Linked DNA regions of Homo sapiens: region 1 is linked to region 2. Evidence: chromatin contacts called from ENCODE Hi-C or POLR2A ChIA-PET data. All regions are on one chromosome and are shown on one strand. Each heading gives the region's core, a stretch centred on a gene start or an enhancer-like site at or near the end of the contact. The rest is flanking DNA. Distances are from core to core; before and after follow the strand shown. Region 1 holds the start of MORC2-AS1 (MORC2 antisense RNA 1). Region 2 overlaps OSBP2 (oxysterol binding protein 2).

Region 1 (5,011 bases), core at 1,700-4,199, 92 kb after region 2:
GTACCAAAAATGTTGGGGACAGCTGTCCCAGGGAGAAAGTCCTGCACACATGCAACAGGAGACATAAACAATGCACAGTTGCCAGTCTCAGAGGAATGCATTTAAAATTGTATTATGTTCAATTGCAGGTGTAATTCATTCATTTTCATTACTGTCTAGTATTCGGCAGTGATGTAGCAACCCAAATAACAAAGAGGCTCTCTAAAAGAAAAGACATATATACATAAATTTGCAATGCTTTGTTCCTAAATAAGTATATTTTCTTTTGAGAACCTCTCTTTATTGTTATTTAGGTTAACATCCAGAATACTATACAGTAGTGAAAATGAATAAATTACAGTTACATCCAACAACATGGATGATTTTCTGGAACACAATGTTGAAAATAAAAAAAAAGAAAACCGCAAAACAATAAAACGTTATGTCCATCTAAGTTCAAAAACAAAGCAAAATAAAACACTTAGGGCAAAATAAAACAGGAATACACAGAGCTCATAAAAATATAATGAAGAGTAAAGAAACATAATTATAAAATGAAATACTAAGAGTAATAAACACAATTCAGGATGATGGTGACCTCTGAGCAGGGAGACAAGGGGTCCAGGAAAGACACACAGGGATTTATAATATAACAAGCCAGGTGATGGGTGTTTGATGTATACTTTTTCTGCTTTATAATTTTTTTTTTTTTAAAGACAGTTTCTCACTCTGTCACCCAGGCTAGAGTACAGTGGCACGATCATAGCTCATTGCAGCCTCCACCTCCCGGGCTCAAGCGATTCTCCCACCTCGGCCTCAGCACAAACCCAGCTAATTTTTGTATTTAATGTGGAGATGGCGTCTTGCTATGTTGCCCAGGCTGGTCTCCAACTCCTGGGCTCAAGCAATCTGCCCACCTTGGCCTCCCAAAGTGTTGGAATTACAGGCGTGAGCCACCGCTTCAGGCCTCCTTTACAAATATTTTATACAGCATTCTTTCATAGCTACTCAATGTCTAATTGAAAATAAAAACAGCAGCATAAAGGAGAAAACTCTATGTTTTTTTTTTTTTTATAGAAGGTGTAAAGGCATTTGACAAAATTCAGCCAGTTTCCAGGGGGCACAGCCCACGTTTCATTCTGTGTGACTGCTGCCCCCTGGCGCCCAACTCAGGCAGGACTGGCAACTACCGGTGAGTCCCAGCAGCCGCAAGACAAACTAAAGGAAACCCCAACATTTTAAAAGCCACTTGCCGAAACTCTCACCGCTCAACTCTCACATGCGGATTTCCACGCATATCAGAAACAGCCCGGGATCATTATTCAACATTGTTTCAGAGGTTCTAACTAAAGCAAACTGACAAAATAAATTGGTATACTGGCAAATTTGTATCTATAAAAAACAGGCTTATTAAAACTACCAGAATTCCTAAGACAGAAAGTGAATTATATTAAATCATTAGCTTTTCTACATATTAATAATCAATGAGTAATACAGATGGAAAAAAGTATTCCATCACAATAGACAAAAACCATAAAACACTTAGGAATAATTTTAACCAGAAAGTTATAGAACCCGTATAAAGAATTTATAAAATCTTATTGGAGGACCTAAAAGAAGTCTTGAGTAAATGGAAAGCCATTTTTTATCCTCTGGGGGAGGATTAATATCACAAAAATGTCAATGCTCCCAAAACTTCCATTTAAATTTAATGCAATTATAATTTAAATCCCAATGGAACACTTTCTTTTAGGCAGGGATGGGAACGAACTGGATAATGCGATTAAATATTTCATGTGAGAGAATACATTCTAAGACTGGAAAAGCATTTTTTAACAAGTGAGGGAGACTGATCTATTTAGATGCTGATGACGCCCAAAATTATAGTTTCAGCCAGAACCTCACCCCTCACATCAGACTCACTTGTGCAACTGACCACAGATGTCTCCACTGGCGTCTAAGCGGGATCTCAAACTCAACAGGTCCACACCTGTTGGCTCATTTAGTAAGAGGCTCATTTAATAAGTGGGGCTGGAATAAGTTAATTTCCACCTGGGGGCGGGAGACGCTTGACTCTTGCCTTACAGCTTATACTAAAATATATTCCATAAGGACTATAGGTTGTCTAGTAAAAAATAAATAATAAACATTGCAACAAAATGTAAGAGAATATCGGGGGAAGGGGAGAAGAGAGAAGGGGATTGATTTCCCTAAGCATGATAGGAATCCCCAAAACTTTAAAACATTTACCTTTCAACAAACACCATAAACCAAGCCAAGGACAAACGCATAGAAAACGGACTAATGTTAACTAAGTCCAAGAGGCTTCAGGCGCTTGGCCTCGGGTCAAAAGGGAGACATACAGGCTGGCTCTTCCGGGCAAGAGGAAAAACACGCAGCTTCCTTTCCAAGTGTTCTTCCTTTCAGAGATAAAAGCGCCGACCCTAAGGACATCTGTTCAACGAATGTTTTTCCCTAATGACCCCCGGAAAGTTGGAAAGCCGGGGTAGAAAAGATTTCTTCTGCACTTTGACTTAATTAATGCGCAGCAGCTTGCAGGAAAAAAAAAAAATCCTCGCTTCTCTGTTTCGGGTGTGAGTGGGCCATTGCTCTCCCTGTAAGGAGCTACTAGAGACGCTGAGGCAGGAGAATCGCTTGAACCCTGGAGGCGGAGGTTGCAGTGAGGCGAGATGGCGCCACTGCACTCCAGCCTGGGCGACAGAGCGAAACTGTCTCAAAAAAAAAAAAAAAAAAAAAGTAGGGGATTAGAGCTGGCCACGGCTTCCCCAGAAACCTGCAGTTACTGGAGTAGGAAGAGGCCTCGGAGAATCCCTGGAAGCATCTACCTAAAAGACGCGAGGAAACCCCCAAAGGCCACAGGCACCTGCACCAAACCCTGAGTGCCGCAGGAAGCTCGCGAGGCTTCCAAAGCGCATGCGCAGGTCACGGTACGGGCACGTGCGGCGCGCCAGCAAAACCACGCAGGCGTCTTGTCGCTTCCGCCTCGAGCGTGTGGCGGGATTGCGGAAGCCCTCCACAGTTCATAACCGTTGGCTGGTTATGAACCGTTCATAACGGGCGTTAATAACCATACCCTGTTAGACTAAGCATGGTCCACCCGCGAATCCTCTACAGAGATGGCCAAGCGCTGGGGTCGTGGCTGCGTCCTCTAGGCCAGGTGAGAATTTACAACCCACCCTCGGCCACTGTTGTGCTGTGGCCGCTGATGATTAAGCATGAGGAACTCAGAAACTCTGAACCTTCTGACAAACGGGTTCTCCCCTGCCCACCGCGGTGCCCCAAACCCAGCAGGACAGATTGGTTTACATGGTGGGGCATTGGGGAGGACCCAGAGCTTTCAATAAGGGAAGAAATGATGTGGGGAGGGACAGTAAATCAAAGTAGGGGATTAGGCCGGGCGCTGTGGCTCACGTCTGTAATCCCAGCCCTTTGGGAGGCTGAGGCAGATGGATCTCTCGAGACTGGGAGTTCTAGACCAGCCTGGCCAACATGGCGAAACCCCATCTCTACTAAAAATACGAAAATTAGCCGGGCGTGGTGGCGCGCGCCTGTAATTCCAGCTACTAGAGAGGCTGAGGCAGGAGAATCGCTTGAACCCTGGAGGCAGAGGTTGCAATGAGGCAAGATGGCGCCACTGCACTCCAGCCTGGGCTACAGAGCGAGACTGTCTCAAAAAAAAAAAAAAAAAAAAGTAGGGGATTAGAGCTGGCCACAGCTTCCCCAGTAACCTGCAGTTACTGGAGCAGGAAGGGGCCTCGGAGAATCCCTGGAAGCATCTCAACAGAATCCAGAGGGGACAAGAAAAGAGGAGGGATACGTCTGTCGCATCCTTCCCTTCTCATTGATCCAAGTTTGCACTAGTGGTGTGAGCCCTCCTTATCTTCCAGGCCTTGGTGGGCAGCTGTTGACATGTCCAGAACCCCAGGAAGTGCTGAAGGTACCTGCAGTTCAGGCCCCATGGAAGCCCAGACCTCCTTCACCCTTCGGGGACACTGAAATTGGCCAAATGTTTAGGCCATGAGGATGGCTGCTGAGTAAGCCCATAATCCCTACATCGGACACAAGTAAGCAGGTGAAGGCCTACAGGTAGCAGGTAGGGGCCAGTGAATCTTGGAAGCAAAGATTTGGGGGTCAAGAACAGCAGGGAGCTCTGGGCCCCCATCCTAGCTTCAACCAGAGCAGCTCCAGGACTCCTGGCTTTCCATATGGGCTTCTGGATAAATTTTAGGTACTCCTGAGGCTGAATAAGCTGGAAAGCCTCTGCCATCACCCAACTCCGTTATTTTAGAGGAGGAACAGGAGCCAAAATGGGCAGTGACTTGTCTGAGGCCTTGCCAGCTTGAAGAAGGAAATGTCCGCTGAACCCAACAGTGGCCCTGGTAAGGCCTGGTGCATTGCAAGTTACCGGATGAAAATGGTGACTGGCCGGGTGCAGTGGCTCATGCCTGTAATCCCAGCCAAGGCGGGCAAATCACTTGAGATCAGGAGTTTGAGACCAGCCTGGCCAACATGGTGAAACCCTGTCTTTACCAAAAAATACAAAAATTAGCTGGGCATGGTGGCACGCACCTGTAGTCCCAGCTACTTGGGAGGCTGAGAGGGGAGAATCGCTGGAACCCAGGAGGTGAAGGTTGCAATGAGCCGAGACTGTGCCACTGCACTCCAGCCTGGGTGACAGAGCAAGAGTCCGTCACAAAACAAACAAAAACAGAAACAACCCCAAATGTCCGTAAGTAGGAGACAATATATCCAACACATGAAATGCTCTGTGGTTCATGAGAATAAAGAAGACCCATATGGGTTATTCTGAAGCAGGTTCCACTACACTAAGCTGCACTAAGTAGTTTTAACAGGCAGAAATGGAACAGAGTGGAAGTGCGTGCACTTAGGAGGGATACTCTCCAGGGAGAATTCAGGGATTGGGTGGGAGAAGGGAGCCTTGCTTTTCATGGTCCAGCCTTTTAGACGGTTTTAATGTTTACCATGTGCATGTTTCACTTAAAAACCAAAC
Region 2 (5,497 bases), core at 1,285-3,784:
TTGCACAGAGGCCAGGAAGAACGGTTTCAAGGAGTCAACCTGTCAAGGCAACCATGGGCCCGTGGGCATGGGACAAGTCCAGTCCTTGGAGCCAAATGAGACCTAGGGGAGACATGGAAGAAGTCACCTCAGCTCCCTCATTGGAGGAGTGATGCTCCTCTGCAGCTTGGAATAAGGGGAAAGTGGGAAGCCCGTGGCCCACGGAAGGGTGCTTAATCAATGGTAGCAAGGAAGATAATCATTGGCCATATCATTGTACAGATGGGGAAACTGAGGCTCAAGGAAGAGAGATGACTTTTTCAAGATCACACAGGCAGGAGTGGGGCCAGAGCCTGCACCCCCAGCATTTAACCGCGTGTTGGTTGAATGGATGGTCAAGGGGAAGGCTATGGCCTGGGGACCCGCTGAACTCTTGAGGGGCCTGGCCTGAGTGAAGGCCACAGTGGGTGGGGCTGGGGACTCACTTTCTGGGGCAGAACCTCCGAGCCTGGGGAATACAGAGAGGTGATCTGGGGGGATTCCTTGTCATTAGAAAGAGGCTAAATGCCAGATGGAGGTCTCGAATCTTTCAATGCTTTTGAGGCAGAGTGAAGAACAGTAAATGGTAAAAGAAGACAGAATTTGTCTTTTCCGTTAGGCAGAAAATCTGGCCAACAGTGTCTGTCAGTCACTCACTCTGTCCCAGCAGCTGCGTAGGGCACATAGTGTCCACAGCCAGGTGACAGGCACCCAGCCCAGAGGGGCTGGGAGTAGCAGAGCCCAGCTCACCTCATCCCCAGGCCAGCATCCCTCTGACCCTGCACGCTGATCCCTTCCCATGAAGGAGAGGACTGGCATGGCCCTGGCTGCCCACACTCAGAGTCCAGGAGGCGCTGGCCATGCCAAGTAGAGAAGATTGAGAATATGCACAGAGCTTGAGGCATGCAGGAGTCCATGAGCTCTGAGGAAAGGCATTGCGAGTGGGCAGGGATCCCAGCAGAGGGCCCGACGTGGGCAAGCAGCTAAGGGGTGGATTGGGGGCACTGTATGTAAGAGTGTCCCAGGTAGGGGGAGCAGCATGTCGGAGGTGCCAGGAGGGCAGCACACCTGTGTGCATGTGAGTGTCACTGTGTGAAGGGCAGGCCTACAGGTAGAGAGGGCGAGAGCTCAAGGAAGGAGGAGAGGAGACGGGGGAGAGGTGGGCAGAGCAGGCTTCCCCCAGTGCTTGTATTGGCTATGCAGAAGTCCCCCTCAGCAAACAGGCTTCATGCCAACCCTGAGCCCCTAGGTAGCGAGGGGGCAGTTGTGCTGGACTGGAAGGGCCTGGAGGGAAAAGAGGGTCATGATGGGGCAGTGCAGCAGAGAAGAGGAGACCCTCGTGGGCCAAGCACCAGCCCTGTGCGCTTGTGGCTGTTCACTGTGCCACAGCATGCCCAGTGACAGTGAGGAAGGCATTGACAGTGTGGAGGCGATGGGGCTGGGACAGGCCCAGGCTCCCCCAGCCAGGCAGTCAAGGTTCTTTGCCACTGGTAGCCCCAAGGAGCCTGGAGAACATAGCGTGCTCTCCAGGGAGCTGGTTCATTTGGCGTTCACGGGTTGGCGTGCAGGGCTGCTGTGGGCTCACTTGGCACCTCGCGTGGATTAGAAAAGGATGCCTCTTCCTCAAGACCCTTTACCCCTACTTATTTTTTGTTTAGTTATTTTTTTGAGACGGAGTCTTGCTCTGGAGTCTTCCAGGCTGCAGTGCCGTGGTGCAATCTCGGCTCACTGCAACCTCTGCCTCCCGGGTTCAAGCTGTTCTCCTGCATCAGCCTCCCGAGTAGCTGGGATTACAGATGCCTGCCACCACGCCTGGCTAATTTTTGTATTTTTAGTAGAGATGGGGTTTCCCCATGTTGGCCAGACTGGTCTTGAACTCCTGAACTCAAATGGTCTGCCTGCCAAAGTGCTGGGATTACAGGCGTGAACCAAATCCTCCCAAAGTGCTGGGATTGCAGGCGTGAGCCACCACGCCGGGCCCTTACCTCTACTTATTTGTAAACTGTTGTAATAGTTTAAAATTGTTCTGATTTGTCAGAACGAGACTCTTCCATTTGCTGGATTTGCATTGTAATAAAAATAAATCTATAGTGTCTGTTGTGAATGGCACTTCCTAGGGCTGTGCAATGTACAACCTGCTCAACCATATGCAACAGCCCTGTTAATAAAAACAATTATTAGTAATAATATTTGACTGGTCCTGAAGGTAGCACAATGACCTCTGTTGCCTCTGGGCAAAGAGAGGGCTGCTTAGGTGCCAGGCTAAGACAGGTGACCCGACGGGGGCCAAAGTGGGAGCAGGGCTTGGGAGACTTCAGTGAAAAGATCTCAAGGTGGCTAGTGAAATGGAGAGAGGGGCCTGAGTCTGGATGCATGGGGTTGAGCTGGAGCTGGGACTGAGGGGTTTGCTGGATGTACATCTTCTTCTGACCTCATCAGGGAGTGTCCTGTAGGGCCCGGCCCTGCCCACTGCAGATTCATTCTCCTGGCATCTGGTTTTCCTATAAAGTGCCAGTCAGCTCAAACCAGCAGCAGCATCTGATCAAATAGATGAGCAATATGAATAAAAATGAAGTTATGGGCTTTGGGCTGCCAAAGATAAATTTCCTTTTATGTCCTGTTTCCCTGTGACGTGTGTGTTGAGTAATGATTCCTGACGCATATCTTCAGAAATAGTAGTTGCTCACACTGGGTGGTGTGTCAAGGCGGAAGGAGGCCACAGACTTGGGGAATGGAACCCCACCTGGACAGCGCCCTGGGGCTGCCTGCCGCATCCTGACCTGGCATGGCCATCAGCCTTTCGGCCATAGGTGGGGCTGGTTAGAGGACAAGTGTCTTTCCTGGTCAGGCCCACTGGGTGCATCCCTCCACCGCGGATATTTTTACATTAGAAGCAGCATAGTTTGTACGGGACAGGGCCCCTGGAATGTGACTCTTAGTTCATTAACCATTTGGTAACTGCTCATCTGCCTGGCAAAATCCCTTCCCCAAATCCCACTCCTCACCTGTCCCCCAGCACACATGCTTTGTTTTTGGCCAGACTTTCTGAGATTCAGCAGGACCAATCTTCTGTGCCCTAGGCATTCATTATTTTTAAGGGTTATTTACTGTTTAGACAACAATTCCAGATGTTCAAGAGCATGGCGTTTCCATAGCGCCATTATCCCTTTGCCACTGTTTTTAGGTCTCTATTTTTGGTCAATGTTTTTCCTTTATACAAACATCCTTTTAATATCATTGAGATCCAAAAAAAAAAAATGTCATTTTCACATGGCTGTACATCATAAACACTTTCCCACGTTATCGCAGGCTTTGTGTTTATTCGTTGGAAGGCTGTGGAATGCCTTTTCCTTCTGTTAGACATTTAGGTTCTTCCCAGATCACTGTAGCCAACTGCTGCCTGAGCATCTTTGGCATGTAAAGTTTTTCCTTTGTGTTTCTTTCCGGGACACATTGCCAAGAATGCAATCGCTGAGTCAAAGGGTGTGAATGCTTCCCTCTAGCAGCCCCATCACCCTTGGCAAGAACGTTCTGGTTCATGATGCTTGGGGCGGGTGTGGACAACACCTTGCTGTAAGCTTCCCTACATTAGACTTCCATCATTCTGAGAGATTATTCTTTGGCCAGTATAATGTGCCTTGTTTTCACTTGCAATTGACTAACCAAAAAGCATGAAGTGTCCTTACTAGTTCAGTTATTATTTGTTGTTGCTCTTTGATGGCTCGTCAGCTGCACTGTCTCCTGCCATTGTGTGGAAAACCAACGGAAGGCATTCTAAACGAAGTTGGTTTATGTTGTACGTGGCTGGAACCCAAGCCAGACAGGACTTCTTGGGACCCTGGCACCGATCCACTGTCCTTGGTGGTTGGGGTTCAGAGAAGTGGTCCCTGGAACTGTCATCCCCTAGCAAAACCTGCTTCTTGACTTGTGGGGCAAATGCAAAATGAAAATATAGGGCCCCTTGCAAAAATTATTAAGAATTTCAAGACAGCTGAGAATTAAATCAAGGGTAGGGCCCTTCTGAATTGGGGGTGATGCTGGCACTGCCCCTGTTCTCTGGAGTTATCTAGTGGGAGGTGGCTCACTTGACTGTACTGAATCCACTCTTTAGCTTTCCCAAGGGACATTCCAGATGCAGAGGTCCCAATCCAGGCATGGGTGAGAGTCTGATGGGAGGCCACTTATGGCCACCAACAGCCCCCATCCTGCTGCTGTGATCAGCACTCAAAGTCAGCACCACAGGAGAACCTGTTAACCACCCTCTCTGATCTCCTTGGCCCAAAGTTAATTGCCTTCTCCCATGGCTGTTTCTGTGCCTACTTTGACCTCACCCTGACCCCTGGTAGCTCTTTCTGGTGATGATCTGACCTTTCTCCTCCTGCTCCTCTTTGCCTGCTTTGGCCAAGCAGAACAAGTGACCAGGAAGCATCTCACTGTCCTGGGACATTCTGGGCACTTTTTCCAGTATGAGCCTTCATCTTTGTTGTGCCTACTTCACTCCCACCATCCCTCTCTGCCCTTCTGCCCTTGCCCCCTTCTTACCAGCTCAGTTTTCAAGATTCACACTGAAGTCCTTAATGTATCCAGAATTGATTTCTGTATATATATGTAAATGATATGAACTATGCAGTTAATTTTCTTTTTCTTTTTTCTTTTCTTTCTTTTTTTTTTTAAGATACAAAGTCTCGTTTTGTTGCCTGGAGTGCAGTGGCATGATCATGGCTCACTGCAGCCTCGACCTCCCCATCTCAAGCGATCCTCCCACCTCAGCCTCCCAAGTAGCTGGGACTACAGGCATGTGCCACCACACCTGGCTAATTTTTTTTTTTCCTGTAAAGATGGGGTTTTGCTATGTTGCCCAGGCTGGTTTTGAACTCTTGGCCTCAAGTGCTCCTCCTGCCTTGGCCTTCCAAATGCTGGCAGGAGCTGCTGCTTGTATTGTGCAAAGCAGGTAATTTAAGTGGCTGCAGATAGCCGCTCACAGTTGGAATCATTGTTTGGACTCATTCTTAATTGGAAATGCCAGGCTCTTTCTGTGATCACGGTCACGATCTCCTTGAAGACAGCAGAGTTTCCTTGCGGGGTATTAACTTCTCAGGGGCCTCCGAAACATGCTGGCATTCTCAATGGACTAGATGGATTTCCACAGAAGGAAGGGGAGGTGACCCTGGTCTCAGGGCTGGGCAGTGGCGCACTGCAGGGGAGCTGGGGTGGAGTGCCCAGCTAGCCACAGCAGCAGGAGCTGCATTCCAGGAGTGTCTCCCTGTGAATTGCATAGAGTTTAAAGTTTTTAAAATGGCCCTTGGCTTGATTTAGTTCTTACTCTCATGGGAAATGTGGCCATAGATACTCGTGTTCTTTTTCCACATTTTTCAAAGTTTGATTCAGAAAGGTGTCAGTGCGCGAGTTCTCACATTGAGTTGAGAAGGATTCAGTCACCCATATGAAAGAAAATGTTATAGCCATAGAATCCTAGACT

Evidence for each region. A loop is a pair of places that touch in the nucleus more often than their neighbours do. ChIA-PET counts read pairs that join two places held with the same protein, here RNA polymerase II (POLR2A). Pooled maps may share reads with other maps.
Region 1: a loop to region 2 is called in a map of PC-9, with 6 times the contacts of the local background. The contact joins the promoter of MORC2-AS1 here to the enhancer-like site in region 2. A Hi-C loop is called at or near these places in 3 of 168 maps with a recorded cell type or tissue (PC-3, PC-9 and endothelial cell of hepatic sinusoid) and 2 of 50 pooled maps. POLR2A ChIA-PET finds 5 or more read pairs at or near these places in 4 of 52 experiments (BJ, PC-9, activated CD4-positive, alpha-beta T cell and 1 more).

Annotation. Positions count from the first base shown.
Region 1 is chr22:30,919,359-30,924,369 of GRCh38, forward strand. MORC2-AS1 (MORC2 antisense RNA 1) reads left to right here and starts at 2,950. Exons shown (of 2, transcript NR_026920.1): 1 at 2,950-3,157. LOC107985544 (a long non-coding RNA gene) reads right to left here and starts at 2,421. Exons shown (of 3, transcript NR_146603.1): 1 at 2,230-2,421.
Region 2 is chr22:30,827,622-30,833,118 of GRCh38, forward strand. All of the region lies in intron 2 of OSBP2 (oxysterol binding protein 2), which reads left to right. Among named protein-coding and RNA genes, the nearest start is that of MORC2-AS1, 92 kb to the right of the region's middle. RefSeq lists enhancers at 2,135-3,334, 2,270-2,770, 2,771-3,271. Within about 2 kb of position 2,535, at least 5 of the 41 ENCODE cell types and tissues checked have a DNase peak (open chromatin) inside an H3K27ac peak, as active enhancers do; they include PC-3 and PC-9, where a contact is called at or near this core.